5 separate regions of the Homo sapiens genome follow, and regions 2, 3, 4 and 5 are each linked to region 1. The links are chromatin loops, found by intact Hi-C in ENCODE. Cell type or tissue: CD4-positive, alpha-beta T cell. All regions are shown on one strand. Region 1 holds the start of LOC105376548 (a long non-coding RNA gene). Region 2 has its middle 9.5 kb from the start of SNORD97. Region 3 has its middle 79 kb from the start of LINC02752. Region 4 has its middle 88 kb from the start of LINC02752. Region 5 has its middle 86 kb from the start of CSNK2A3.

Evidence for each region. Hi-C counts contacts between places; a loop is a spot of excess contacts. Peaks named below come from ENCODE experiments on the same cell type or tissue, not always from the same donor. Only the 100,000 strongest peaks of a DNase experiment are listed, where the experiment ranks them.
Region 2: it touches region 1 in a loop (3-fold over the local background); 10 of 110 quality-filtered maps call a loop at or near these places.
Region 3: it touches region 1 in a loop (10-fold over the local background); 48 of 110 quality-filtered maps call a loop at or near these places.
Region 4: a loop joins it to region 1, with 10 times the contacts of the local background. A loop is called at or near these places in 43 of 110 quality-filtered maps.
Region 5: it touches region 1 in a loop (3-fold over the local background); 10 of 110 quality-filtered maps call a loop at or near these places.

The regions. Positions count from the first base shown.
Region 1 is chr11:11,154,377-11,159,376 of GRCh38, forward strand. The region is part of intron 3 of LINC02752 (long intergenic non-protein coding RNA 2752); the gene reads left to right. LOC105376548 (a long non-coding RNA gene) reads right to left here and starts at 2,185. Exons shown (of 3, transcript XR_007062592.1): 1 at 2,045-2,185. In CD4-positive, alpha-beta T cell, CTCF peaks have their summits at 1,798 (motif pointing right), 1,999, 3,018 (motif pointing left) and 3,217; DNase peaks (open chromatin) are centred at 1,785, 2,215 and 3,015; H3K4me3 peaks cover 1,258 bases; H3K27ac peaks cover 666 bases.
Region 2 is chr11:10,789,587-10,794,586 of GRCh38, forward strand. No RefSeq gene overlaps it. Among named protein-coding and RNA genes, the nearest start is that of SNORD97, 9.5 kb to the right of the region's middle. RefSeq lists enhancers at 2,272-2,821, 2,822-3,371 and a silencer at 3,032-3,171. In CD4-positive, alpha-beta T cell, CTCF peaks have their summits at 3,044 (motif pointing right) and 3,243; a DNase peak (open chromatin) is centred at 3,055.
Region 3 is chr11:11,033,966-11,038,965 of GRCh38, forward strand. No RefSeq gene overlaps it. Among named protein-coding and RNA genes, the nearest start is that of LINC02752, 79 kb to the right of the region's middle. RefSeq lists enhancers at 2,878-3,378, 3,379-3,879. In CD4-positive, alpha-beta T cell, a CTCF peak has its summit at 3,045 (motif pointing right); a DNase peak (open chromatin) is centred at 3,066.
Region 4 is chr11:11,025,242-11,030,241 of GRCh38, forward strand. No RefSeq gene overlaps it. Among named protein-coding and RNA genes, the nearest start is that of LINC02752, 88 kb to the right of the region's middle. In CD4-positive, alpha-beta T cell, CTCF peaks have their summits at 3,024 (motif pointing right) and 3,229; a DNase peak (open chromatin) is centred at 3,030.
Region 5 is chr11:11,264,275-11,269,274 of GRCh38, forward strand. No RefSeq gene overlaps it. Among named protein-coding and RNA genes, the nearest start is that of CSNK2A3, 86 kb to the right of the region's middle. RefSeq lists an enhancer at 862-1,363. In CD4-positive, alpha-beta T cell, CTCF peaks have their summits at 1,903 (motif pointing left) and 2,106; a DNase peak (open chromatin) is centred at 1,927.

The sequences.
Region 1 (5,000 bases):
ACACCAGGACAGGGCATCACTGGGGCCATTTTGGAGGCTGCCATCACATTCTGAAACCTGTTTTCCCACACACATGTCCCAATACTTCTCTCTCCAAAGGCACCATTAGCCATAACCTCTGAGGCATTTGTCACTTCATCCCATCCCCTCCCTCAACCAGAGCCAAACTCCAAAGGCACTGAGTCTTTCAATCTTTGAGCAAGAAAATTATCTTAATAAGGGCTCTCAATATTCTATTTCTTATGTGAAGATTCTCTTTGTTCTTCCTAGAGCCCTCTAAAGTTTTGATTTCTTTAAACAGAGAAAGGGAAGCTTTTTTCTCTACCCATTCCCAAGAAAATGTAGAAGCCAAATTCTGTTTTAAATGTGTGACTTACTACTTGATATTTGACCTCTTCCTTCATCTTGTATTCAAGAAACTTGTAATTTCAGTAATGTTAAAGAGTCATGTCCTCTGACCTGACCCCAACGGGAGGGTGGCCCTACCATCCACTGCAAAGCTGAAACACATCTGACTAGGGTTTGCAGATTTCTTCTGCCAGGACTCACACTGGGCTCCAGCAGCAGTCAGGCTGAGAAGAAAAGAGTAAGAGATGCTGAGATGGAACAGCTGATAGCAAAGTGGGGACCAGTCTTAAGGAGAAGCAGAGAGTGGTGGGATGCAGTTAGACATAGGATGTCTGTAAACAATTAGACTTGGGACTCAGCGAGGAATCCTAGAGCTAACGATGTGTGTCATAATCCTAAATAAAAGGCAGTGGTCAGAGTTCAAAAGAAGTCAGAGGCAGTGGTAAAATAGCAGCTGGAATAATCCTGGAGACTTAATAAAGTACTGAGAGATAGGTGCTAGGATTAATGGGCAGCATGGGGCTCAGAGAGGTATAGCAATTTGCTTAAAGTCACACAGCCCAAAAGTGGCAGAGGTGAACATTGAAGGCAGGTCTGTCTGCCTCCAAATCTCACTGTCTCTGCAGTCTACCATACTGCTGCCTAGATGACTTCTTTGTCGTCTTCTTTTTTTAGACAGAGTCTCACTCTGTCACCCAGGCTGGAGTGCAGTAACATGATCATGAACCACTGTAGCCTCGACCTCCGAGGCTCAGGGGATCCTCCCACCTCAGCCTCCTGAGTAGCTGGGACCGCAGGTGGATACTACCACCCCCAAGTGATTTTTGTAGAGACAAGGTCTTGCCGTGTTGCCTAGGCTGGTCTCGATCTCCTAGACTGAAAAGATCCTCCTGCCTCTGCCTCACAAAGTGCTGGGATTACAGGCGGGAGCCACTGTGCCCGGCCTGCCTAGGCTTCTGACTATTGGTTGACCTCCCCAGCCTCCACTACAGATCCTGACTCCTTTCTGACCTCCTTGATGGGTTCCAGGCTAGCTGATGCCCAGGACAAGGAAGTGGCAAGGACTGATGGACAATGGGTGGAAGAGCAGCAGAAGACGAGCTTCATAGAAAACTATTTGCACGACCTCAGAGGTGTCCTCTGCCCAGGCTGGGGCCTCCCTCAGTCCTCAGAGATGCTGGGAGAGCCCAGAACCTTAGCGTGGTGGAGCCTGGCTGAGCCTGGTTGGGTCCTAATCCGCTTCCTACTGGTTGACGCCACGGCCGCAGATGCTGACTACGATGTCTGCAGGCAGGACCCAGCTAGGTGGGTCCGCCTTGCTGGCTGTGCGCTGCCTTCTCACTAGGGCCTGGAGTCTCCCTCGGCTTCCTCCCTGGGCCTCTCGCACCTGAATTCTCCCCTCCGGATGGTTGGCTGTAGTTGCAGCACTGTGCCTGCAGGGGGCGTGAGGTGTGCTGCCCGGGTTCCCCTGGGGTCCCTACCCGTCCAAGAAGAAACACAGTCCTCAGGCTGCTGACAGCTCTGAGCTGAGTCTGTCTCCAGAGATTGCCCTCAGATGAGCTCTCAGCTGAGTCTGTCGCCAGGGATTGCTCTCAGATGCCGAGAGCCACCTCGCCCGTCACATCCCCTTCCCAGGGGCTGTGCATCCAATGTCGAGTCAGTGCGGGGGATTAGAGGGCCGGGGTCCTCGCCCTACCTCAGTGCATCTCTGCAGGGCCGTACCAGCTCCCAAGCTTCCCTGCAGGATTGCGGAGGTCTTCGCTGCTTCTGCATCACTGTTTAGCATCTCCTTCTGTCCCATCCTATGCCTCTCACTACTCCCACGGGCGTGGAGTCTGAGAGCACTTCCTGATAAACACCGCACACACCGTTTCCGTTTCAGAGGTGCTTCCGGAAGAGGGACCTGCAACAACTCCTATCTGCTGTCTTGGGTTAACAACGTGGGATCCTTCCTGCCACAAGTCCTGTCCTGAGCCCTAGCTTAGCCAGGCCTCGTGTGCACCACATTCCCTAACCCCCTCCCCTGGGCTGGGTCCACGGCTCTGCCCCTGAGAGGGGGAATCAGGCAAGTCCAACCCCTCCAGGGTCCAGCCGTGAAAGATCCAAGGCAAGGCACTTGGCCACCATCACATAGCAAGGCCGTGGCCCGGAGTTCTCCTCTTCTGCATCCCGACATTTCTACTATGCTCTATGGCTTTTCTCTTTAACAAATATAATCCAGTCCGACAACCTTTCTTGATCTGGTACCCCTGCCCCTAGTATTCTTATTTTAGAGTTCTCAGCTTTCCCATCACCAGGGATATCTTTTGTGTTATTTCTCCATGCTCTGGAAAATCCTATCTGCCATATACCCTTCATTTGCAGATAATAATAAATTTGTTTTCATACTTTTATCATCAAAACCATATGTAACTGCCAATCAGAGCTTCGGATCCATAAGAGATAATCACAGTTTGTATAAATATTGAATTGATATAAATTGATGCTTGTTGCTTCATTTAGTTTGGCAGTGGTAGTGGGGTGGTTATTGAGAAAAACATGCGCAGTTTCCACGAGGAACTTCATTTGAAAATAGCACATAGACATCTGTGACTGTTTCAACTGCAGAGATAAAACAGGGCCTTGACTCCCCTACTCTACAGCATGAAGCTCCCGGAGCCCCCTGCTGGAAGGTGCATAAAGGCAACTTTCCTCTACCAGACACTGAAACCACCATCCCTGGGCTCTTGGTGCCATGGAAGCCTTGCGTGCTGGACTGGATGCCTTCTCGTCCACCATCCCTGGGCTCTCGGTGCCACGGAAATCTTGGATGAGGGTCTGGATGCCTTCTGGTTTAAGGGGAAACTGGGCAGGGCTCTCTGTCCCTGCCCCCACCATTAGCGCCCCTCCATTCTTTCGATTTTTGAAGTTAATACACTGGGGCAGAGAGAAAGTGGGCACCACTTAAACTGTGATTAGCCATTTATCCCTTAGTTGCCAGCTAAGCCCTTTGTAGAGTTTCCTGACAGCTCCTTAAAGCCAGATGATTTGGGGTCCCAGCAAAGCTTTTCAGTGGTAGTTAGAGCTCCAAGGTGGATTGAGAATGGCTCCTGGTTTCTCCAGGTCCTGTGTTTGTAGGCATGACATGTCCAGGTGTAGGGGTGGGTGTCTATGGCAGCTCTGCTCAGCACACCATCGCCGGCCCAGAAGCACTGACATCACACATCACAGAGCTGCCCTCAGCTGGCGAGCAGGGCCTGGGTGTGAGGTGGAGATCCTGGGCTCTCCCAAACATGCACCATAGAGCACCAGCTTCAGGTCTCATGGCAGCCTAATCTTTACCCAGCTTGCCTCCAAGATCCTGTTGGCAGGAGTGTGCACCAAACGAGGGGCAGAAAAATGATCTACATAGAGATGGAGGAGACAGAGCTGCCCAGGGAGCCCTGCCTTGTCTCAGCTGCAGCCTGGTGTGCTGAGGTCTCTTCCTACCCAACCTTCTGTAGACTTCTTTCTGTTCTCCCCTAAGTCACTCACACTCTGGAATCTTCCCAATGGACCTTGAGCATCATGAGGAGGCCAGACCTTGCAGGAGGGGGACCATGTGCCACAGAGCTGACCTGTCATTCCTTAGAGAGATGTGAGATGAAATTGTCCATGCCTGCCCCAGGGATCCTGTATGGGGGCGGGCGGTGGGGGGGGGGAGGCTGCACATGCCTATGCCAGAAACCAGATTATCAATTTCTTTTTCTGACAAAATGTTAGTCCATGGAAGATAAATTCTGCCTTCTGGCATATTATGTATATAATAATATATAATATGTACATACATATTTTTTATATGTGTGCATTTCAATTACTTAATTTTTAATGGGAATCATGAGATATGTATGATCTTTTCAAATAAGGCTTAAATTAAAATACTTTAAAGGTTTTAATTTAATGATAGGGACTAGGAAACTTGAACAAGGATTTAGGTTAAGAAAGTTGATGGAGCTGTTTTGAGACAAGTCATTGAGTGTACCAAAAAAGATAAATCGAGTTAAAAATATACTTGCCTTTAAAGAAATACCACAGAAAAGCACCAGTTTATTTCTAGATAATCTGGTCTGGGATGCCCAATTATTTAAACAAAAGGTAACATATCATAAGAGAAAAACACAAATAAATAAAATATAATAATTATAAATAAAACAAAACCCTCTAGGAAAATGGCTGATTCGAACAATTGTCAAAGCATCTTCAGACTGAGCTTATCGCGTGCATTTTTTTTCAGCAATTGAAAATGAGGTCAGGCTCCAGTGAGCCCAGAGACCTGGTTTTAGGGATGCACCTCCACCTATCAAACCCTGAGTGCTATACCTTCATGCCTCTAATTGTTTGGGTTTCTTCCAGTCCCAAAGGCAGTCATTCAAATATCTCTTTGACTTTTTAAGCCTTCCTGATTTCCAGAAGCTCAAGCACTGTATCTCTTTTCATGCCCAGAACCTGAAACTGCCTTTAACAGATTCTCTTTATTTTCTTTAAACTCCTAAAAATATTATTCCTGGTCAAGCAGCAATACTGTGCCCTCCTTCAAGCCAATGTGCAGGGGCAAGGGCACCCCAGGAGATGCTGGAGGAGTGGTTGCTTTTGACCTATGGAAGATGACTACCTGTAGCTGTGGGATTAGGATC
Region 2 (5,000 bases), 360 kb before region 1:
GCTTAGAAAAGTCACGTCACCCTAGGCCGGGCACGGTGACTCACGCCTGTAATCCCAGCACTTTGGGAGGCTGAGGCGGGCAGATCACCTGAGGTCAGGAGTTCAAGACCAGCCTGACCAACATGGCAAAACCCTGTCTCTACTAAAAAATACAAAAATTGGCCGGGCGTTGTGGCAGGCGCCTGTAATCCCAGCTACTCGGGAGGCTGAGGCAGGGAGAATTGCTTGAACCCGGGAGGTGGAGGTTGCAGTGAGCCGAGATCATGCCATTGCACTCCAGCCTAGAAGAAAGAGGGAGACTCTAAAAAAAAAAAAAAAAAAAAAAAAAAAAAAAAGAAGCAAAGCAAAGAAAAGAAAAGTCACCTCACCCCAAATTATGAAAAATTTTAATAGGCTTAGCTTTATATCTTTTCTTTTGGCTTATTTTCTAATTTTTTAGTACTAAAGTAGATTACTAATTTTCTTCAAAGAATTTTTCTCAGAACAAAATAGAGCTCCACTGCTCATTCATTCACTCATTTTATTTACTGGTTCGTCCAAGCTCTTCCCTCACCTTTCTGTACCTAGCTGAGTTGTGAAGCAGCTGGTGGGTTCAGGGGAGGAGAGAGGAAGGGACAGAGCTAGAGGGCACGGTGGCCCTGGATGGAAGTGATGGTACTGGGGTTGGGGGCAATGTATTAGTTTCTAGGACTACCGTAATGAAGTAGCACAAACAGGGTGTCTTGAACAACAAAAACATATTCTCTCATTGTTCTGGAGACTAGAAGTCCAAAATCAAGGTGTCAGCAGGGCATGGGAAGGCTCTAGAGATAATCTGTCCATGTCTCTCTCCTAGCTGCTAGCATTGCTGGCAAACCTTCGCAGTCCTTGGCTTGTAGAGACGTCACTCCAATCTCTGCCCCTGTCATCAAATGGCACTCACCCTGCATGTCTGTGTGCCACTTCTCTTATTATAAGGACACCATTATATCAGATTAGGGCCTCCTCTAATGACTTGCTTACATCTGCAAAGACCCTATTTCCAAATAGGAAGATCACATTCACTGGTACCTGGAGTTAGGACATCAGCATATATCTTTGGGGGCTGGGGACATAATTCAACCCATGACAGAAGGATTAGGGGGCTGATTCTTCCTCACCTCCGGTCCTACACCCCAACCCTCAGAAGCACCTGCCCCTCCCTACACTCATTCCGCCCTGGTTACACTTCCAAGCATGAGGAGCTCATTGCCTCTGCAAAGGGTCCTTTACTTTCTCTCTTCAGTTTCTGTCCCCTACCCCAACATGCATTTTGGTGTATCTGGTATGAGCACCGGCTCCTGAGTTACAGTGTAGGGCTTGAATCACCACCCCATGACTTAATAGATGTGTGGCCCAGTACTTCAAAAGAGCATGCATGATATGATGTGGCTCTGTGTCCTCACCCAAATCTCATGTCATCTCAAATTGTAATCCCCATAATCCCCATGTGTCAAGGGAGGGACCTGGTGGGAGGTGATTCGATCTTGGGGGCGGTCTCCCCCATGCTGTTCTCATGATAGTGAGGGAGTTCTCACAAGGAGATCTGATGGTTTTATAAGTGCTTGACAGTTCCTCCTTCACACTCTCTCTCTCGTTGCCTTGTGAGGAAGGCGCCTACTTGCCCTTCACTTTCTCCCGTGATTGCAAGTTTCCTGAATTCTCCCCAAACATGTGGAACTGTAAGTCAATTAAACCTCTTTTTTTTTTTTAATAAATTACCAAGTCTCAGGTATTTCTTTATAGCAGTGTGAAAACAGCCTAATACAATGCAGAAAAGGCGTTCATAGCTACTTGCCAAATACATGAAAGATCTTGGGCAGGTGCTTTGCTTCTCTGAGCCTCAGTTTGGGGCTCAGACATGGGGATAGTGAAGGGGGATAGTGAAGCACCTGCCTCAAGGATGTTGGGATGATTACAAGGGATGACTACCTTGATGCATTTGGTCCAGCCTGGCATATGCTAACTCCTCGGCAAACATTAGCTACAATAATCATAATATGTCCTAGCAGAGCTCAGGATGCAGTGCAGGCACTGCACTGGTCTTAATGAGGGATTGATATTAACAAATGATAAAAAGCAATCCTCCAAAGGCAGCCCATCTCACTCAGCATAAAAGCCAAAGTCCTTACTGGGTCTGACTAGTTCTCTGCACTGGCCGGCGCCCTTCTCCTCAGCCTCAAACCCCCTTGCCCTCTGCTTGGCCAGATTGTTCCTCAGACAGGCCAGGTGCGTTCCCAATCTCAGGGCCTCCAGCTTGGCCTCCCCTCTGCCAGGAATGCTGTTCCTCCAGATGGCTGTGGAGTTCACCCCCTGGCATCTCTTAGATCTTTGCTCAAAGGCCACCTCCTCCTGAGGCCATCCCAGAACCCCCTCTTTCAAGCAGCACTCACTCCACTCCCTAGCCCTTACTCGCATCCCTGCATACAGCACTTTTTACTGCCTGGCACTGTACGTTTGTTGATTTACTGTCTCTCTGCTATCACCCAGAACGTTGCTTCCAGAAGAAGACTGTCTCATTACTGTTACATCTCTGGCCCTGGAGTAGCCCCTGGCAAATATGTACTCAGTACATGTTTGCGAGACGCATGGACTTGTAGAACAGTTCCACAGCTGTCCATCACTGATGTTCCATACCTAGCGATGCGGCCCCTCGAAACGCACTGGAGAGCTGGGCAGACCAAGGATAATTTCACAGGTAAGTCAGATAGAGCCTGGGGAGGTGCAGCGATTGGCCTAGGCTCCGAGACTGATGACCCGGGAAGCTGGGGCCTGCGCTCTGCTCTGTGGCTCGGCATGCTGTGCAGCTGACCTGAGCAGCTCTTGAGGAGTCACTGCTCATTTACCAGTCACATCGTCGTGTCATGCACCGTTGACAGGAGACCAAGCCCAGGGCAACATTCTCACTTCCCCCTCTCCATGAGCGTGACCAGTGGGTCTCGGTCTTGCCTCCGCGTGGGCCGTACAGGACAAGGGCCAGAGCCTTGCAACCCGACCCACCTGCCAGGGGTGGTCTCCCAGCATCCCGGCAGAGGGCGCTGTGGGACAGCGTTGCTGATCGGTCGGGGACCTGGGTCCAGCTCAGCCTCCTGCGCTCCCCCTGGGTCAGGACGGGCAAGGGCAGGGCTGCGGGGCGGGGCAGGGCAGGCTGTGGGACTTGAATGTCCTGTGTCCGCTACTCTCTGCCCTGTGCTCAGGTGTCTCCTCGTCCAGGGCTCTTGCATATTCTTGTAGGACTTTGCTTGGAAAATTGTCTAGTGAGAAAGTGATTCGTTTTTGGTTTGCATGAGGCTATGGTTGCAGAGTTAGAAAGGGAGGGAGTGTTGGTTTGCGGCAAAAAGTTTAGGGATGAATATTGAGTTTGAAGTGCTGTGGCACATTCAGAAATATGTCCAGGGGCTGGTTGGATGTGCGAGTTAGACATTCTGGAAAGGGGTTTGGACTCAAGATACAGATGTCATCAGCAGATAGCTGGTAATCGGATCCACAGAAGTGAGTGACAGTGTTGAAGGAGGGAGGCAAAACAGCAACATTCAGGGGCCAGGTGAAAAAAGAGGGCTTTTAAAGGAGACTGAGGAGAAGCTGGGAGAAAAACAAAGTGGGAAAGAGGAAAGTCAACTGGCAAGTGCTTTTGATTGATCAAATAAGACTGAGCTATACCCTTTAGTTATATCTAGCCAATGATCTTGTTAGTTCAGAAGATGGAAGCAGTTCTCCTGGGGAGGAATCTTAGAAAGGAGGGTGACATTCATATCTATTGGGCTGCTATGTGGGATGCTTTCCCTAGTGACTTTTACATATTAGCTTGTTTAGCTCTCATGACAATCCTTAAGTATTAACCCTGTTTTCTTTCTTTCTTTTTTTTTTTTTTTTTAAATTTTTGAGACAGGGTCTTGCTCTGTCTCCCAGGCCGGAGTGCAGTGGCACGATCATAGTTCACTGCAGCCTCAAACTCTTGGGCTCAAGCAATCCTCCCACCTCAGCCTTCAGAGTAGCTGGAACTACAGCTGCACGTTAGCCACATTTTCATTCATTCATTCGAGACAGGGTCTCACTCTGTTGCCCAGGCTGGAGTGCAGTGACGTGATCATGGCTCACTGCAGCCTCGACCTCCTCGGCTCAGGTGATCCTCCCACCTCAGCCTCCTGAGTAGCTGAGACTACAGGTGTGCATCATCACACTCAGCAAATTTTTCTACTTTTTTTTTTTTTTTTTTGTAGACACAGGGTTTCCCCACGTTGCCCAAGCTAAATTTTCTAAAATAATTTCTAAAATAATCAAGACTCAGATAAAAAATATCTTACCTAAGATCACCCTGCTTGTGTTAGAGATTAACCCTAGATCGATCTACAACTCGAGTCTGAGGTCTTCCCACTACTTCCTTCCTCTATGTCCACATCCTGCCATGTAGGGTAATTTTATTAATTCATGATTTGGTTGAACAAATATTTGAGTTTACCGGGCACTGGGCACTGTTCTAGATGCTGGGAATACAGCAGTGAAAAAAACTGTCAAATACTTCATGCTCTTCACATTCTAGCAGGAATCAGATATAACCATGCAGTATGTCATGTAATGAGACATGGAGATACAAAAAGGAAAGAGGGATGAGGATGTGTTTAGAGTTTTTAAATATATATATGAATTTCTTTCCTGCCCCTTAAGATCTGCAGGAGGTTATCAGAATTGACAATGAGGACTTTACTAATAAAAGTGACATTTGAAGCTGGGCGCGGTAGCTCACGCCTGTAATTCCAGCACTTTGGGAGGCCGAGGAGGGCGGATCACGAGGTCAGGAGATCGAGACCATCCTGGCTAACACGGTGAAACCCCGTGTCTACTAAAAATACAAAAAGTTAGCCGGGCATGGTGGCGGGCGCCTGTAGTCCCAGCTACTCAGGAGGCTGAGGCAGGAGAATGGCGTGAACCCAGTAGGTGGAGCTTGCAGTGAGCCAAGATCGCGCCACTGCACTCTAGCCTGG
Region 3 (5,000 bases), 120 kb before region 1:
TCAGGAGATCGAGACCATCCTGGCTAACACGGTGAAACCCTGTCTCTACTAAAAATACAAAAAAATTAGCCGGGCGTGGTGGCGGGTGCCTGTAGTCCCAGCTACTCGGGAGGCTGAGGCAGGAGAATGGCACGAACCTGGGGGGCGGAGCTTGCAGTGAGTGGAGATCGCGCCACCGCACTCCAGCCTGGGCGACAGAGCGAGACTCCGTCTCGGGGGAAAAAAAAAAAAAAAAAGAAAATGGGCAGAATGTATAATATCAAAATAATGGCACAACCGCTCTGGAAAACAGTTTAACAGTTTCTTTTAAAAAAATGCAACTGCCATGCTACCTAACAATTACAGGTTCAGGCATTTCTCCCCGAGAAATGCTTACATTTACAGTAAGCAGTGCACAGATATTTATAGCAGGTTTATTTGTAATAGCTAAAAACTGGAATCAGTCCAGATGTCCTGCAACAGTTGAATGGTTAAACTATCTGTGGTACGTACATATCATGGAATACTACTCAACCGTAAAAGTAACAAACTACCTGTACTCATATATGCAACAATTTGGATCAATCTATAGGGAATTTTGCTGCATGGAAAAAGCTAATACCAAGAGGTTGCATACTGCATGATTTCATTTATATAACATTCTTGAAATGAGAGCATTTTAGAATTGGGAGACAGACTGGTGGTTGCCCAGGGTTAGGACCTAGGGGAAGGCGGTTGGCGTGGGAGGAAGATAGGTGTGATTATGAAAGGTCAGATGAGGGATCCTGGTGGTGTTGAAATGTCTTCACTGTGTGGTGGAGGCATGAGCGTAACACAGGTGATAACAATGTGTGAAACACCCCCCACCCCACAAACACACACAAATCCGTACAGGTAAAGTAGGAAATCAGGATAAGATGTGTGGATTGTGTCAGTGTCAATCAGTGATATTGTACTATAGTCTTGCAAAACAAAACAAACATTTTGTTACCATGGGGAAGCTGGACATAATGTACAAAGACTCCCTCTGTATTATTTCTTATAACTGCATGTGACTTTATAATCATCTCAATAAAAGTTTCAATAAAAAATAAGTTAAAGCCAAAGCCTACGGGTTTTTAACAAAAACCTCGAGGAAAACTTAAAGAGCTGTCCACCCCTGCTTTGAGAATGTAGAGTCCTGGATAAGCAATTAAGTTTTGTTGAGACCAGCACTTCTTTTTTTTTTTTTTTTAATTTTTTATTATTATACTTTAAGTTTTAGGGTACATGTGCACAATGTGCAGGTTAGTTACATATGTATACATGTGCCATGCTGGTGTGCTGCACCCATTAACTCGTCATTTAGCATTAGGTATAACTCCTAATGCTATCCCTCCCCCCTCCCCCCACCCCACAACAGTCCCCAGAGTGTGATGTTCCCCTTCCTGTGTCCATGTGAGACCAGCACTTCTTAATTGGGGTCAGTACCACCCCATGGGGGTGTGTTTGAAAATGTCTGGGAGTGGTTATGGTTGTCACACTGACTGGGGGATGTCTTTGGTACTCAGTGGACAGGACCAAGAATGCTAAATATCCCGCAGTGCCTGGGACAACCTGACACATGGTGAGAATATTCTTAACCCCAAATGCCAGCAGCATTCCACTGAGAAACAAGATTAGATGGCTAAAATCTTAGCAACTATTTAGATAGTTTGTGCCTTAACATTTAAGTGAAATCTATGCTTATTCTATATCTTGTCATCATAAAATTGAGTTTCTAAGTCTGTTTATTAATGGACAAAGAGCCTTCCCTTAATATTAAACATTTTTAAAGTTTAATTTTTAAATAATAGTTTTAAGCTCAAGACTCTAAAATTGTTATAGGAAACATTTATTGCAATATATTTGTTGTAATGAAGAATATTTCATTTTTTTTGGAGAAAACAGTCTTTTTTTATCTTGTTTAAAGTTGTGAACTATATTTTCTGCAGAAATTTGATCTTCACCTTACCTAACCTTAACCTTAACCTTCTTAACCTTAACCTTAACCTTTGTGATGATGACATCACTGATACTGTGCTAATTAACTCAATTAGTAGAAACGGACAGTGTGAACTACTTTAAAAGAGAAGCATAGCTGGAGATAGGTTTTTTTTCAAAGTTTATTTTACAAGTAAAATATAGTGAATTTGATTACCTCAAAAACATAACAGAGAATCTCTTTTTCATGCCATTTCTCAGTAAGGTTTTTAGCTCTTCTCATTTAACTTTTTCTTTTCTTTATGAAGTCCTGAGATAAATGAGCCATTTCTGGAGGAACAATCCAGATGGCTTTTGCGGTCACCATCCTGGAGTATGAATTGAGGAGGAAGGCGTTCTTTTCAAAATGAGCCACAAGCAAAACTCCTCCTGGTTGGTCATCCATTCTCTGCCCTGACATGTTGTGTGCAGAAACCCATGTGACAGCATGAGTGTGTTGTGTGGATATGTGCTTCCCAGGACAGGATTATGTACAGGGGAGTTGTACAGACATGGAGTGTACAGATACATTGTAGAGACAAATGTTAAAGAGACATACAGTGTACAGAAATTGGATTGTAGAGATATGAACTTCACATACAGGAGTTACAAAAGCATGGTATGCAGATTGGATTATTGAGATGCAGGTTGTCTAGACACTGGCCCTGAAGGCATAGGTTGTGTAGACACAGCCTGGGACCAAGCTCTTTGGTCCTGGCCTTAAAGCAGGGTGTGCAGCATGAGCCCAGTGATGGTTGCCTGGCTATGTGCCAGAAGTGGGACTCTGATGTCTGTGCAGAGGGTGAGGGCAGGACGGTATATTCTGCCACTCTACTTTGAGCACTGGCTTTGAAGCTTTCCCTCCAATGCCATTCCCACCCCCAAGGGACTCAGGAAATGACTTCTGTCTTTTCTTTGATAGAACAAAGAAAGAGAGAGTTCTAATAGATGAGAGAGAGAGAAAGAGAGAGAGAGAGAGAGAGAGAAAGAGAGAACACCAGATTCAGACACAGAAGGTTCTCAAGGATGACCATGGTGAAGTCTGGGCTTCAGCAGGTCTTACAGACCACCAGGGGTCAGTCTTGGGTTCTACAAGAGGAAACCAGGAGGTATTTGCTCAGCACTGGTTCTCACCTGAGGACCATTCAGAGGAATTTATTCCACTTTAATATACTATGGTGTTAGCAGCTTTGAAATTCTTTACCGCCAAGGGGGCCTTAAAGCCAATGAAGCAGGAGTCTCAGGAATGACCCGTATGTCAGGCCTGCTTGTTTATAATCCTCAGGACCACAATAAAAGGCAAGTTTAATCGCCTGGTGATTCGGGACTTGGGGGCCCAAGTGTGCTAACCCACCCGTCAGGCCCAGGGGTCTGCCTGAGCTTGGGAGGGAGGGAGTTTGGGGCTGGGCCTGGTTGGGAAGCCTCAGGCCTGGGCTAGGTCCAGGGCTGGGCTGGGCTGAGGCTGGGGCTGGAGGGGGCTTCAAGTGAACTTTGGTTCTGAGGTCACTGGTTTTCCTGTTGTAGTAACTGACTTCACAGACTCTGTCAGGATGAAGGAAGACACAATGCTGCCAGTACAGCTGCTTCTACAGGAAGCCCCATCCCTGATAGCTAAGGCTAGACTCAGCTTGGTACTTAGTGATAAAAACAAGAACACTACCACAGCTATTGCACATTTACTATGTGCCTGGCACCACTGTAAGCACTTTTGTGCTTCTTTAATCCTCATAAGAATCCTAGGAGGTAAGTACTAGTATTATCCCCATGGACAGATGAGGGAAGTAAGGTTTAAATAACCTAAGTAACTTGCCTCAGGTCACTCAGCTGGTAAATGCCACAGCTGGGGTGAACCCAGGCACTCTGGCTCCTTAGCCATGCTCACAACCCACACTACTAGATAATACTGCAACGTTAAGAGCCTTTGGAGAGTCTATATGTCAGCCCTCTTGTGGCAGATGAGGAAACTGAGGCCCAGACCCAGGTCACATAGCTGGTGAGTGGTAGAGTTTGAACCCAGACCCAGGTCTCTGGCTCCCAGCTTAGAGCTCTTGTCACAATACCATGCAGCCACCATTTGCACCAAACCAAGTTGCAAGACATTTTAGCTAAAATGCAAGCTTTGGGTCAAGGAATTGGAAAGGGCCAGAATTATCCTACGGTCTCCCGGCCTCATGGGGTTGAATGCTTCATAACTAAGCCCAGGCACTATCAGCTTGTCAGAGGGTAGGGGCCAAGGACATGGCCCCTCCAGCTGCAGACAAACTGCTGGGCAGGATCCAGGCTGGGGTCAGCTAATAGCCCCTACACTTCCACCCCCATTTCCAGGCCAGGGGGACACATCCTGGACAAGCGAGAAAACCTGGCAGAAAGAAACAGAGAATTTTTCTTCCTTCAGGCAAACAGGCTCCTCTCAGATCAGAAACTGTGACAGGGTTTTCATGGGAGGTACAGGCTGTGATAGGAACAGAGAGCTCTGGTATAAGCAGCTCTGAGAGAAGGAGTAAATCATCTCCTGAAATGTTCTGGGCAGCTGCTCACTCACTAACAAAAATACCCTGCTTGGCACAGCTCTGGTCACTCAAAAACTACTCCAGGGACCTGGCAATTTTCAAGGTGTGGCTCTGCTCTTGAGGAAGGCAAAAGGAACTGTTGGGAGAAGAGTGCAGTGTGTGCCAGGCCCTCAGAGCGGGGATGCAGGGGAGCCCAGAGGAACTCTGAGCAGGGCTAGGGGTAGAAAATAGCAGTGCAGAGCTCAATGGTGCCTGCGCCTCCCAGCTCCCCAGCAACCTGCGCTTGTGCCTAGCTCAGCAGGTGTTTGTTGAGTGGAACTGAAATCAATAATGAGAAAATCCTGAATGAAGGCTCCAAACAACAAATTGCTCAAGTGTAGGACGAGGAAAGCTGGCTTAGCAGAGGCCAGGGTGCAAAGCTCTGGGGAGCTTTAGCTGAGTGAACACTCATTATGAGCCAGCTATGTGTTGTGGCTGTCAGCAAAGCTAATGAATCTATCCTAAATTGTG
Region 4 (5,000 bases), 130 kb before region 1:
GCTGAATGTGCTGCATGCCGCATGATGACTCAGTGTGTCTTCCATCTTCCTCTATCCTAAATATCATGACACTTTTGTTTCTACAGGATGCTGTGAGGTCATTTGTTCCTCACTTGTCAATGATCACATTGTTTGTGTTGAAGTCCATCACACTCATTTTTCACTAGTCTGAGAGAATTAAAGCAGTTCTATTTGACCCTTATGCTGTCATAAACACAAATCTACATGTGGACATAGAAATTCTGTGGTTTGAGTTGGTCATTCAGTTGACCCACAAGATATGAATATTGATTATTTTTATATTTTCATCAATATGAAAACAAATTAAAAAAACAATATCAGAATCTCATGAACTCAGAGAAAATGTCCAGTGGGCTTAGTTTGAGAAATACTGGCATGAAAAGCCCAATGGCATGACTAGCTCCCTGATATGGGGCAGGAATTGAGGGAAAGATCAGGGGCTTAAATTGCCAGAGGGTGACAAAATCAGTTTCTACCTGCTGTAATCTATATCCCAGCAAAGTTGGTCTGTTCTCAGATTTACTGGCAAACTGAGGCAACTTAATTGCTCATTCGCGTTCTGCTCTTCAACTATTATTCTGTATCTGGTATGGTGCTGCCATGCCTCTCTGATAGTGACCACTTGCCGTCCTGCCCAGTGGTAGGCTTAGGAATTAGGGGTCTAATCTGGCTGCTCATTGTCCAGAAGCACAGACTGGAAACTCTAGTCTGAAAAATGTTTATGCTATTCTAATATTTGAGTGTGTATCTGTATCATCAGGAGAATTTTAGATAATAGCCATTAGGAGGTCCCAAGAGAATGGCCTATATTTCTAGTTGTAAAGGGTCTTTTGGAGTAAAGAAGGAACACTGACCAAGGAAACGTTCAGACAACTACAAGGAATCCATGAGCTTGGTTGCCTTTTACAGGAGGGGCAGATAAAAAGGATATGGGCTGTAACTGGCTTTGATAACGCCCCAACCCAATGAAGAATTTTGAGTTGTTAAAACATGTTGTTTCTAGACTCCAAACACTGACCCACTTGGGAGAAAATGAGGCAGCATGGTACCAGATCTGTGGGATCTGTTCCCAAAATCCTATTGACAGGCTTGGTCCACTTGCAGGTCACCCTCCATGGTCTTTGGTCAACTTTTCTGTGGTCATCATAGCTTGATGGGACTTTCTCTGGCAGTTGTCCCATTCAAACCAGTTGTCCACAGCCTTGCCTGCTTCAAGAGTCCAAGGACCAAACCTCAAGGAGTACCTCAGATTGTTCCCCAAGTGCTGCCACTGACCTCATTTGGACTGACGATGCACTTAACAATTTGACTTTCCACTCTTATTTTTCCTGAAACTCAATACTCCCAATTGAGTTCTACTAGCTGTATTTGTGAAAAGTAATCACAAACATTTTTTTAGAATACAGTGAAATGTGAAGGAATGATTTATTGTGTACATGCATATGGCAGAATATGTGTAAGTGGTTATAGATCAGTTCTGGAATTAGACAGGCCTGAGTTTTAACTTAATCTTGCCACATAGGAGCTGTATGAACTTAGACAAATTACTTAATCTAAGATGTAGTTTTCTTATTCATAAACATGGATCATAATAACACCTATTTCATAGCGTTATTGAGAGGACTAAACGGGATAGCACAGTGTCTGGCACATAATTGGCACTCAACAAGTGGTAATTTATTATTATTAATTGAGCATTTATATATGCAGGCCTCTGGGTTAGGCCCAAGGGATGCAAAGATCTCCATCCTCAAGTAGCTCACAATAGATCTGAGTTCTTCCCAGGGGACACTCAGAAGGGGTCCAACAATCAGATTTGATGTCAAATCAACTGAATTTGCGACCAGAGTAAACAGAATTTCTCCTCATTGCCCGACCCTGATTAGGATGGGATTAATTGTATAGCCTGCGTTCTAGAATTAAACTGCATATTGAGGCTGAGAACATCCAGGTGGGGAGACGGGAGGTCAGCAAGTCCAGTTTCCACAATTTTATGGTTCAGACTTGGCCTAATTTGGCCATTCTGGGAAGTCTTAGAATGGCAGCAGAGAGGCTCCTCAGCCCTTGTTGAGAGATGCTAATGAAGAATTTGTGTCTCACCAATGGCTACTGCATGAGAAAGCTAGAAGGAACCTCAGGCCATCGTTTCTTACTAATGGTCAAAAACATATGCCTCAAGCATGATTCATAAAGATATCATTTTAGTCTTTGCCTCCTTATTTCTGAGTCAGTACACAAATAGCTTGTTTTCTGAAGCTTCAGGGAAGCCCAGATTGACACATTAGCCAGGGAGTAATGTGCCTTCTTTCTGGGCTGGCTGTCCATAATGCATTCAAATCCAGAAAAAAAGTAGGAATTTGTTCAAAATTTATCAATTGGGCCATTTTCTCAATGACAAACAGATGGCTCCTTTGAGTTATTCAGAGGGAGAAGATTTTTTTTTCCTTTTGTTCATCTCAGTTTTTATGGTTTAAAAGAATTAGTGTTTAATCCCAATTCTAAAATTGTTAATTAGTTTGTATTTGCTTCACTAAATCTGTTAAATAGATTTTTATCACTTTAGCTATATCTCTCTGGCAGCATCTGGTGTCAACTTTGCAGAAATAATGTTGGTTTTACAGCCAAAAATCAGAGGTTAAACCTCCAGGACTACAGATGTGACAGCATTAAAGGGAAATTCATCACCCCCAAAGCTTTCATTCCCATATAGTTTAGAATCAGCCCAAACATGAACCAATGTTCTTTTTTCCCTTTCATTCTCCAGGAGCACTGTGGCTCAGTTCCTTTTTGATTTATGAGTGTGGTTGTTGCTGATGAGATCTCCCAGGGAGACCTCAATCTGCCCCAGCTAGAGGCTTGGAAAACAGTGGAGGATCTTCTTGCTCAACCCCCTTTCTGTTGCTTTCAGGGGATTCCATCCAGGGCTAGGGCTATCCATCAATTCATTTGACAATGGGCATGTATGAGGTGAGGGCTGTGCGGGTACAAGCTCTGTAGTGTCACCTGCCGGCAGGGGGCACAATAGGGCAGAGCAGCAAAACGAAGGCAGTGTATGTTACAAACGAGCTACTCTGAACTCAAATCAGTGCACCTGGGGGAATAATTAAATGAAAGACAGCAAATCATCATAAAGGCTGGGGAATTTGAGTAACAGGGAAAACCTGTTGGGCAGCAATCAATTTAGGTCTCTGTGGTAGGCTGAATAGTAGCCCCTAAAAATATCTACTTCTGAATCCCCAGAACCTGTGAATGTTACTTTATAATATGGCAAAGGGTATTTTGCAGCTGTGATTAAGCAGCTTGCAACGGGGAGATTATTCTGGGTTCTTTGAGTGGACCCTAAAGGTAATCATGAGTGTCCTGATAGGAGAGAGGCAGAGGGAGATTCCACAGAAGAGGAGAAGGTGATATGATGGTGGAAGCAGAGATTGAATTGATGAACTTTGAAGATGGAGGAGGAGGCCACAAGCCAAGGAAGACAGACAGGCACCAGCCGCTGAAAGAAACAAGGAAACAGATTCTCCTTTCAAAGCCTCTGGAAGGAATTAGCACTGTCAACACCCCAACTTTAGCCCAGTGAAATTGGTTTTTGGGCTATGTACTACCAGAACTGTGAGAGAATAAATTTGTGTTGTTTTAAGTCACCATAATAATGGTAGTTTGTTGCAGTAGGAATGAATACAGTATCTTTTCCTTGCTTAATGCCAAAGAGTTCCACTGCAGCTGCCAGAGGTATTTTACAGGGCCAAGAGGAGATAGCAGGGATCAGCATAGTGCATTGACTTCTTCAAGAAGAGCTCCTTCTTCTGAAGTCCATCTGTAATACAGGTGTGGGCAGCTGCAGCCTGAAGCAGAAATGGGACTAGCAACTGGGAAGCCCTGTGTGATTGGCGAAGAACGTTTCTGAGTGTCATGGACCCTAGGCAATAGCAGACAGTGTGAGAATTCTCTGCAATTAACATATTTGCATAAATATTAGGAAGAGGCCTGATTAGCACAGTGAGCGTGACTCAGAGGAAAGTGGAGGGCAGAGGTGATCAGGGAAGAGGCTCTGAAGAGGGGTGAGGACAGAGATGCCACCCTAGGCACATCCAATGCTCTGATGGAGAGGGACTGGTTGTGAACAGCTAAGTTGCTATGGCCTTGCCCTTCAGATGTAGCTGTGGACAGTGGGAGGGGAATCTGTGGGCAGACCTCTGGAGCTACCATCCCCATTTCACTCAAATGACTCCAATTTTATTTGTTGGACACATTGGGCTTCCAGGTGGAATTTCACTTAAGAAAAAATTTTACTGGTGGAAAAAGATTTTGGGGGGTAAATTTTAATTTTGATACAATTTTACATGTACAGAAAATTGCAATAGTACAAAGAATTCCCATTTACCCTTCCCTCAGATTCACCAAGTTTGCATTTTGGCCTATTTGCATTATCATTTGTTCTAAGTATTAATGTTTTTTTTCCTGAACCATTTGAGAGTAAGTAGGCATTATATTCCTTTACCTCCAAATATATCAGTGTGTATTTTATTAGAACAGGACATTTTGTTATATAACCATGGTACAATGATGAAAATTGGGAAATTTAACACTGACAAAATGCTGTCATCTAATCTTCAGCCCAAATCCAAATTTTGCCAATTGCCTTTATAGCAATTTTCCCCCCGGTCCAAGATTTGATCCAGCATTGCATTTATTTCTCATATCTCTCCAGTCTGCTTTAATTTGGAATATTTCCTGAGCTTTTGACCTTGACATTTTTGAATAGCACAGGTCAGTAATTTTGTAAATTGTCCCTCAGTTTGGGTTTGTCTAACATTTCCTTATGATGAGATTCAGATCTTGCATTTGAGCTTGAAACTCACAGATGTATGTTGTGTCCTTCTCAGAACATGGTATTTGAAGGCACATGTGGTTGCTTTGTCTCATGGGTGATGGTGGCATTGATCCCTTGGTTACATTGTTGTCCTCCAGGTTTCTTT
Region 5 (5,000 bases), 110 kb after region 1:
TAGAAGAGGATAAAAGGGAAGGCTCTACAGTCAGCCTCCCTGGGTTCAAATCCAGCCTTTGCTAGTTATATGTCCTTATCGAATGATTTGGCCTTTCTGTGCCTTAGTTTTCTCAACTGTAAAACAGGGTGCTAATAATAGCGCTACGTGATAAGGTTATATTGAATATTAAATGAGAAAATAGAAGTACTCACCTCAGTGCCTGGCCATCAAAGTCATCAATTAGTTGATGTTATTATCATTTTTAGGATCTTCTTACACACCACTCATAATCCAGTGAGCTCAGCAGGTGAGCAGATATACTGAGACTGGAGCCCCTTCCCTGATGGAAAGGGGAGGGAGCCAGAGTTCAAAGAGCGAGGGGCTGAGGAACCTGCATCCATAGCAAAGGCCAGCACCTCAAACGCATATGGAGGGTTCGCATGGTTTGGGCAGGTGACCATGACCAAGGGTTTGTGTCTTTGGAGCAGGGCATAGCACTTACGAGTAGGTGACCCCTTGGTGGTAGCACCCTAGCCAAGGTGGAGCTCCAGAGCACCAACCCAGTGGGCTGAGGTTTTTGGGGACATTCAGTTCCTGATGGGAGAAGGACCTCTTCAGCCAGCACAGCAGACGGGGTAGAAAGGGCAGGATGGAAAGGCCAAATATATAACACACACAGTTCACCCATCTCCTGCTCATCCTCTCTGATACTCCTGCCTATGGAAGCCAGACCCTCAGAATCCTCCCCAACACATCACTTCAGGCAGCCAGGACCAACTGAATGCCCTTAAACAGATGGAGTCTGTTTGCGATTCCAAGGCTACAAGATCAAAACTCACCCCAGACTCATCTAGGGCATCAAAACTGCAGGTCCCTGCATGCTGATGGGGCTGGGGCTGTTCATGACCACCTTCCTTAGAGATAAGGAGGAAGCAAGCCTATGAGAGGGGGTCTGGGTCTCAATGACCCCAGAGGAATTGGACAGAAGGATGCAGTGCCAATGATGTCTTCAGGTGGCTCATGCTGTAATTGGGGAGATCTCTCTCCTGTCTCCTCTCTCTTACCAATAAAAGGAATGGTTAAATGTCAAAGGAAGTGGTATGGTTAGTGTCCATGTAAGAGTATTCAGGGACTGGGAGAGGGATGCAAACTGGCAAGACAGGATGGGCAAGTGGCCTGTGACATCCAGACCAGGGCTAGGCTGAGGGTGGCATGTACTGGTGACTCATTCCCTGCTCTTCTTGGCCTGCTCTGTATTGACCCCTGTGGGCTGAATCAGTGGCTCCCCCGACCCCCACCCCCAGCTGGGTTTGGCCAGTGGGAGGCTTTGGTGGAATATCTGACAGCAGATGGAGAGGGGGGTTTCCCCCCCCTTCGTTTGGCTGTGGTTTTTCCCTCTTCGCTCAGCTGTGGTTTCTATAGTGGGGGTTCTTCTGCCTTTGGCTGTGGGGTCCTGCTGGCTGCAGCCTCCAGTGAGCCTGCTGGCACTCCTCCCTCTCCTTGCCCCTCTAGCTCTAAGGGTAGGAAGGGCTTCTGCTCTTGTCTCAGGGTTCGTCACCCTACCCTAGCCATGCTTTCGAAGAACTTCGGTTGTTAAACTCTCTTCATTTCATCTCCCCTTCCCCAGATCCGAGGCCCCGACTCATATCCTGAGTACAGAAGGGGCTTTTTTTCCCCTTGTTGGGGAAAGGGTCAGGTTCTACCAGGAGCATTTCCATGATTAGAAACCAAAGACAGACCAGGCCCGTGGAAAGGCGTGAGTAGAACAACTTAAGGGAACAGAAAGTACTGGGGAGAAATAACTCTCACGCCATCTCTTTGGTTTGAGGATCATTTCCTTGGAGTCCTCCTTTAGTAGTTCAGTTCCTTTTGGAAATCCTAGTGTACCTCACCTGGACTGTAAAGGAACCTGGGGGTGGGAGCACGAAGGGAGCACAGTGCCCCCTAGAGGCTGTGGCGAGGGTGGCAGCGGCAGGAGCCAGAAGGCAATGGGAGGGGCTCACGGGGAGGAAGAGATACTCAGAGGGTACAGATCTGGACAACTTGGCTCAATTGGACAGGGACATAGAGACATTATGTGGTGACAGTCTTTAAAACCTGGTTTCCACGATGTGGCTACACCATATAATTTTAAAAGACACCCACATTAGGGCTAATGTCTCTCCAGGCCCTTTCTGCCCAATCTTGTTTCCAAAACAACAAGGAAGGTTAAAATTCCTGACTGTGGGTAGAGAGGTTGGCTGAGGCAGAGGGCAGGGCAGTGGGACTTGAGGGTCTTATGGGGTCAGGTGCTAGATGTGGTCTAGGGTGTCTACCTCATTCCCCTCCCTCCTGTTTGGAGCTGAAGGCAGGAGAAGGAGCATGGCTGAGAGATGACACGTTTTTGGGTGACTATTCTGTTTGTTTTACTGGGTTTTAGAGAGTGGTGACCATGGCGATAAAATCTGAAGGGCAGAGAGTGAATGCTTCTGTCTTGCCTCAGAACCCCCTTACATCTCTTGCTTGTAATTAGAAATGGTAAGAATAAAAGAGCTCTGATTTCCAACAACCTTTGCTTCACAAGGGCCATGTCAAATGATGACAGCCCTATTCTTATAAAAGCAGATTCTGGGAGGAGCAGAAATCCCTTTTCTCTATGGAGTCAGTGTGTTTGCACTCATGCACGTTTGTGTATCTGAGTATGTACATGTATGTCTGCATGTGTCCAACCTGCTGCATGTGTGTGCATATGTGTATGTGTGTGGCTATGTTAACCTGTGCGTGGATGTGTACATAGATGGTGAAACATGTGTACCTCTGTTGCATGTGTGCACAGCCGTTGTAGGGATTGTGTGTGCATTCCCCCATGGGCGAGGGGCTGTGAGGGAGTAGGTCCTGGTATCTAAAATCTTTACATCCTGCTTCTATCAGTCTTGTTTGTTGTAAAGAGCAGGGAGCTGGTCAACCAGCTGAGGGAAAAGAAAAAACATCAGGGTGTGTATGGGTTGGGTCTGGGAGGAGGAAACCCAGGCAGCTCCAGGGCCAGTTTGCTGCCTTTTGCTCATCAGCTCCTTTCTTTTCTCTGCTTAGTTGTGGTTTTCCCCATGATCCCAGCCTGCACAGGGGTCTAGTTTCTTGGTCCTCTGAGGCTGGCTCTTCCCCAGGTACATCCTGTGCATGGCCATGGGTCCTGGCCTTCTTCAATTGGCTGAATATGGTGTGTCATGGTGCAAATTCACAGGCAAAATTTGATTGGCCCCAGCTGGTCATTTTTGTGCTTAGTCATTACCTACTCAGCAGCCAACAAAATACCTGTCCATGGGTCAGGCTGAATCAGCTATGGTCATGGCACAAACAGGGTCACACCTGGGACTGTGGTTGGGATAGTTTTCTTTAAAAGAGATGTGGACATGGAGGACAATGATGAATGCCTCAGATACTTATGCAAAAATTCCCTGTCACCTGTGAAGTGCCCACCCTTATCTCTGTGGAGGTCAGGACCATGGGGATGTCCCCCAACAAGGAAGGACTTGCCTGAGCAAGGCGGGATGAGCGTAGGCAGCCTCCTGGGGCCTGGCCTGGCCTGGCCCTCACCACCCCTCCCCTATGTCCCTGTTCCTTGAAGGAGGGAGCTTCGAGGCTGAATTGTGTCACCTGACCCCAAACTTGTCCTAACCCCCAGTACCTCAGAATGTGATCTTATTTGGAGATAGGGTCTTTACAGAGGGAATGAAGTTAGTATGAGGTCATTTGGGTAAGTCTTGATCCAATACGACTGGCGACCTTAGAAGAAGAAGAGATTTGGAAATAGAGACATGCATAGAAAGAAGAGGATGTGAAGAGACACAGGGAGAAGAGGCCAAGCACAAGCCAAGGAGAAGACCCAGAACTGATCCATGCCATCCTTCCCTCACAGCCCTCAGAAGGAGCTACCCCTGCCAACATCTTGATCTTGGCCTCCCAGCCTCCAGAGCAGTGAGCCAATACCTTTCTGTTGTTGAAGCTCCCCAGTTTGTCACACTTTGTAACAGCAGCCCTAGCAAACTAATATACCTCCCCCAAAACTTCCTCAAAATAGGGGAGAGGATGTGGGGCACTAACACCATGCCACCAGGTGTGTGTGGCAGCCAGGACACCGGGCTTCTGACACTCAGCCTCTGGATTCACCAAATGAGGAAGCTTCAAGGCTGGTGCCTGAGCTAGTCATTTAAAATTTTTGATGAGACCCACTGAAGATTTCAGGAAGGAAGGGATCTGATCATATTTGTATTTCAGGAAGACCCTTGTAGCTATCACAGTGTGGAGGATAGATGAGTTGGGGAGGCTGTCTGTGAGTGTTGAAGAGGCTTGGGGAAGATTTCAGAGCTGTTTCGGAGGCATCGCTGCCATAATATACTGAGGGCAAGAAGGGGTGGTGGAGGGTGAGGACAGGAAGAGCTCAGTCGCGAGGAGTGTCTGGTTCGAGCACCTGGTGGAGGTGGTGCTGGTCCTGGTCCCTGGGCCGGGCCTTATGGGGGCCCTCAGATCAGCATTGTCTGCATTATGGCCACACGCCTGCCCAGGGCCCATCAGCAGTGAGAGATCAAGCCTGGAACTTAGAGGAGAGCTCTGGGGTGCACACGTGGATCTGGGTATCACTGGTGTCCAGGTGCAGATGGGCCATGGGTGGGGACAATCCGAAGGAGTGGGCGTAAGCTGCTTCTCCCAGAAGCATACTCAGGGACAAGCATTTGGGAGGTGATTGGGGCAAGTGCAGAGGAGTGAGGGATATGAGACAGGAAAGGGAAGAAAGGCCAGGGGCATTCAGGAGCAACTGGGGCTGAGTCCCTCCAGGGCCTGTCTGAGACTACAGGATCAGGCCTCCAATTTGCACCCCTGAAGGGTGAGGAAGCCTATCCCTTATTGGCTGGGGGTTGTTCCTATGAACCAAGCTCTCTAATACTTCCTGTCTGCCCTGCATGGGCTAAGCAGGTGCCTATGGCCAGAGAAAGGCCTCAGGCAGTGATGCAGGCTGCTGGAGCTATATGGCTGTTGGCAGT